Linked DNA regions of Homo sapiens: region 2 is linked to region 1. A link is a loop called in an ENCODE intact Hi-C map of the cell type or tissue named here. Cell type or tissue: tibial artery. All regions are shown on one strand.

Region 1 (2,500 bases):
CTTCCTTTACTGCAATGCCATGGTTTCAGTCAATTGACTTTGTCTGTGTAGCGGGCAGAAAGAACCCATCGGGCAGTTACACTTCAGGCAATGACTAAGCTGGAGAAAGAGCCCTTGAGAAAGTCCAGCTGTCATTATCCCTGCTAGTTAGCCTTTCTTCATTATCCAAGTGATCATGAAGATTGAACTCCCTGTCCCACTTCATATTAACTAGTTCCCTTCCTTTGTTCTCAGGGCCCCAGGCCCATCCTCAGCAGTCAACAGAGGACCTGGGAGGGAAGACTTATTCTTGTTGGGCAGTACCTGTTAATGAGGAAAGCATTTCCAGCAATTTCTTAGGACCATGATACCAGAGATGGGATCAGACCCTTCCTCCCTTCAGCTTTTCTCCCTGGCAGACAGCAGAACTCCCAGGATTTGCCTGGGCCCGTTGCATCAGGGAAAGCTTTTCAAATACCAGCAGATAAAACCTTTCTGCAGCCAGCACTTGTCTTGGCCTGGAGGGGAGCAAACCTGCCCCGTCCTGCACCACTGCCACCCCAGTGTAACCAAAGGTAAAATTCTAAGCCGCCCTCCCGACACAACCATCTGAATGAACTTCCTCCTCAGTCAGGGCTCTTAAAACTTAACCTGAGAGACTGTTTCAGGCCATAATGGAAGTGGGGTTCGAACATGCCTCATCAAACCTCTCCAGCACCAACAGTGACACAGACTTTAAGGCTGATAAAAAACATTTTGCAACTTATTCTCTCTGAAGCCTGCTAGCTAAAAGCTTCATCTGCATGGTAAAACTTTGGTCTCCACAACCTCTTATCTTACAGACATTCCTTTCTGTTTAATCCCAGGTCTTTAGACAAATTCAAACAATTATCAACCAGAAAGTGTCTAAATTTACCTATAGCCTGGAAGAACCCTCCCCCACCTTTGAATCGTCCCGCCTTTCTAGACCAAAACAATGTATTTCTTAAATGTGTTTGATTGATGTCTCATGCCTCCTTAAAATGTAGAAAAGCAAGCTGTACCCTTGGGCACATGTTCTCAGAACCCCCTGAGGGCTGTGTCATAGGCCGTAGTCACTCATACTTGGCTCAGAATAAATCTCTAAAAATATTTTACAGTTTGACTCTTTTCATCAACACCAGCACCACATTATCCCAGGAGGAAAAGCAGACGCGTGACAGAGTCAGAGAGCAGGCATAGAGTGCTGTGGCAGTCAGCCAGTGCCCACATCAACACCAAGGAGAGTCCTGCGGGTGCTGTGCAAGGCCGGGGTAAGTCAGTCCTGGTTGGGCACAGAGGCCTTGGGGCCGGGAGGAATCACTGATGCGCCACATTCAGGAAAAGCCTAGAGCAGAGCTTCTCGAACTTAAATGTGAGCTTGAACCACCAGGGATGTGGCCAAAATGCAGGTTCTGATTCAGCAGGTCTGGAGTGAAGTGGATTTTGCATTTTTCTAACCAGCTCCCAGGTGATGGGGCTGTTGCTGGTTTCCAGACCAACGGGGGCTGGAGGATGGTCTGGTTCCAGGGCCACCCAAGGGTGTGGCCGATGCTCACATGGTGTGGCTGCCCCCATAGGGCTGCTGGCTTCCAAAGCGTGTTTCTCAAGATCCTGGGTGAGATGCAAGATATGTTATCTGGATCTGGTGCCTGATGTAGTACCAGAGTCCGTGATGTGCTGGAACATGTTCAACAGGCTGGGATGGTGGGCCCGGGGCTGATTTATAGTGTGAGCTGATTTGTGTAATGTTTCTGATGCCAGTGGGCTAGAGGAGGTCCCCAAACGCCAGTGGGACCTTAACCGCAGGCAGTGTCCAGGCTTTTGACACCTTTGCCAGAAGGAATTCAAGGACAAGTCAGAAAATAGTGAAAGTACAGAGATTTATTGCAAAGCAAAAGGTACACACTCAAGAAAGGAGAGTTCGGGCCTACTCAAGAGAGAGTTGCACCCAGCAGGGTTGGGAGCTTCCACCTTTATGGGTTTCTTTAACCAAGGGGTGGGATATTTATGAAGATTCCTGGAAAAAGGTGAGGGTTTCTCAAAATTGTGGTGTTACCTGTTTTTATGCCAAATATGGATGTCCCAGGAACTGTCATGGCACTGGTGGATGTGGGTTTAGTATTATTATTATTTTTTTTTTTTTGAGACGGAGTCTCGCTGTCGCCCAGGCTGGAGTGCAGTGGCGCTATCTCGGCTCACTGCAATCTCCGCCTCCCAGGTTCACGCCATGCTCCTGCCTCAGCCTCCCGCGTAGCTGGGACTACAGGCGCCCGCCACCTTGCCCGGCTAATTTTTTGTATTTTTAGTAGAGACGGGGTTTCACCGTGTTAGCCAGGATGGTCTCGATCTCCTGACCTCGTGATCCGCCCGCCTCGGCCTCCCAAAGTGCTGGGATTACAGGCGTGAGCCACCGTGCCTGGCCGGGTTTAGTATGTGTTGTTTGTTTGTTTCTTTGTTTTGATATGGAGTTTCACTCTTGTTGCCCAGGCTGGAGTGCAAT
Region 2 (2,500 bases), 160 kb after region 1:
CAGTACATGTGGAGAGGAGTTTGGTAGCTCTGTTAGCTAAGGTGGTAGGATAGTTTCCGGCGAGGGTGAGGGCTTTGTCTATAAAGGCAGAGACCCTCATTGTAGTAGTGAAGCTCTCTCAGTGAGGGAATACTGGGGTTGGACTGCAGGGGCAATGAGGAGGAGAGAAGCAGGGGCAGAAGAAAGGGAGGCTTCTTTTGCTGCTTCATCAGCCTTTCTGTTCCCTCTTGAAATGTTATCTGATCCTGTTTGGGGTCCTTGACAGTGTATAACTCCTGCTTGAGTTGGCAGGTGTACAGCCTGAAGGAGTTGGTAAATAAGGGGGCCGTTAGTGATGGGGTTCCCTTTGGCAGTAAGGAATCCCCTCTCTTGCCAGATGGTGGTGTGGGAATGAAGGATGTGATAGACATATTTGGAGTCTGTATAAATGTTGACTCATTTGCCTTTGGAAAGGGTTAGGGCTCTGGTGAAAGCTGTAAGTTCTGCTTTTTGGGAGGAGGTTCCTGGAGGTAGGGGCTTGGCTTCAATTACTCAGTCAAGAGAAACAACTGCGTATCCAGCAATTTTGGGGGAGCCAGTGGTCCCAGAAGAGGAGCCATCTATGAATAGCTGGTCATCAGGGTTGGTGAGAGTCTCAGAGGAAATGTTTGGGAAATGTGGCTGCAGGTGGTCTAGGATTTCAGTGCAAGAATGAGTAGGAGGGGAAGAGGATACAGGGAGTAAGGTATTCCCAGGAAGGATGCTGGGTTGAGGGTAGCACTCTTGGCAAGGCTGAATTCAGGATTTTTGATAAAGAGAGCATGGAGTGATTGAATCCGGGAAGGAGGAAGGGAGCTTAATGCTCGGGAGGTGAGGAGATCTTGTAGATTATGAGGATTGTGGATGGTGGTGTTTTGTCCGAATGTTAGTTTCCTGCTTTCTAGAGCTAGAATGGCTGCTGCTGCTAAAGCCCTAAGACAAGCAGGCCACCCTTTGATTGTGTTATCGAGTTGTTTAGAGAGGTAGGCTACAGGGGCAAAGGAAGGAGGATTTCTCTTCTGTTGCCCTAGTACACTGAGGGCTGTTCCTTGGTTCTCGGCAGTACAGACAGTGAAAGGTTGGGTGATATCAGGTAAGGACAGAGCCGGTGCAGTGAGAAGAGTGGTTTGGAGTTTGTGGAAATTGGGGAGTATGTTATATGAGGGGTTTAGGAGTTCATTGAGGGGGACTTTGGCTGCTTCATAGAGGGGGTGAGCCGGAAGGGCAAAGTTGGGAATCTGTATTCTAAAAAAGCCTGCCAGCCCTAGAAAGGAAAGGATTTCATCTTTGGAGGAAGGCGGGGGCAGATTGTTTATGAGTGCTGCTCAGGCTGGGTCATAGCCTGGGCCCCAGGAGAAAGTTGAACTCCTGAGCAAGTCACTTTGGGGATGGAGAGCTGAGCCCTGGAAGGGGAAACTCTATGCCCTTTGGCAGCGAGAAAGTTTAAAAGAGTGACTGTGTGAGTTTGAGAGTCTTTTAGAGAAGGGCTGCAAAGGAGAAGGTCATCCACATACTGAAGGAGACGGCTAGGAGAGAGGTCTAAGGAGGTGAGGTCCTGGGTGAAAGTTTGTCCGAAGAAATGAGGGCTATCCCTGAAGCCTTGAGGGAGGACAGTCCATGTGAGTTGTTGTGACTGGAGGATGTCAGGGTCAGTCCAGGTGAAAGCAAAGAGGTCTTGGGAATCCAGGTATAAAGGAATGGTGAAGAAGGCATCCTTGGCTGGGTGTAGTGGCTCACACCTGTAATCCCAGCACTTTGGGAGGCCGAGTCGTGTGGATCATGAGGTCAGGAGTTCAAGACCAGCCTGGCCAGGATGGTGAAAACCCATCTCTACTAAAAATACAAAATTTAGCCAGATGCTGTGGTGGGCACCTGTAGTCCCAGCTACTCAGGAGGCTGAAGCAGGAGAATCACTTGAACCCAGGAGGCAGAGGTTGCAGTGAACTGAGATCACACCACTGTACTCCAGCCTGGCGAAAGAGCAAGGCATCCTTTGGGTCAATAGCAGTGTAATGGGTTGTGTCAGAGGGATGAGAAAGAGAAGCGTATATGGGTTGGGGTCTATGGGATGAATAGGGAGGACAGCTTGATTGACGGCTCAGAGTTCCTGGACAAGTCAGTATGAGCCATCTGATTTTTTAACGGAGAATGGGGGTGTTATATGGGGAACGTGTTGGTCTAAGAAGACCACATGCATGGAGCTTGTTTATGATGGTCTGTAGGCCTCTTTGGTGAGTCAGAGAAATAGGGTACTGGGGGACATTGGGAAATTTGGAAGGGTCTTTGAGCCAAATTTTGATGGGGTCATGGTGAGTGGCTAAGGAAGGGGTGGTGGTGTCATACATAATTGGATCAACAAGGGAGGCGGGAAGTGGGTACTGGGGAGAGGGGTCAGGGGCTGAAGTAGCGCGAGAAGCAGGAGAGACTCCGGTGGAGGGAGACTGGAGGAAGTGATAGACGCTTTGAATTTGACTAAAAGATC

What was found. A loop is a pair of places that touch in the nucleus more often than their neighbours do. Peaks named below come from ENCODE experiments on the same cell type or tissue, not always from the same donor. Only the 100,000 strongest peaks of a DNase experiment are listed, where the experiment ranks them.
Region 2: it touches region 1 in a loop (2.3-fold over the local background); 12 of 110 quality-filtered maps call a loop at or near these places.

The regions. Positions count from the first base shown.
Region 1 is chr1:9,083,785-9,086,284 of GRCh38, reverse strand. It overlaps a transcript of SLC2A5 not described here. Among named protein-coding and RNA genes, the nearest start is that of SLC2A5, 15 kb to the right of the region's middle. In tibial artery, no CTCF peak of the experiment used is centred here; a DNase peak (open chromatin) is centred at 1,202.
Region 2 is chr1:8,923,573-8,926,072 of GRCh38, reverse strand. All of the region lies in intron 1 of LINC03153 (long intergenic non-protein coding RNA 3153), which reads left to right. Among named protein-coding and RNA genes, the nearest start is that of LINC03153, 2.1 kb to the left of the region's middle. In tibial artery, no CTCF peak of the experiment used is centred here; no DNase peak of the experiment used is centred here.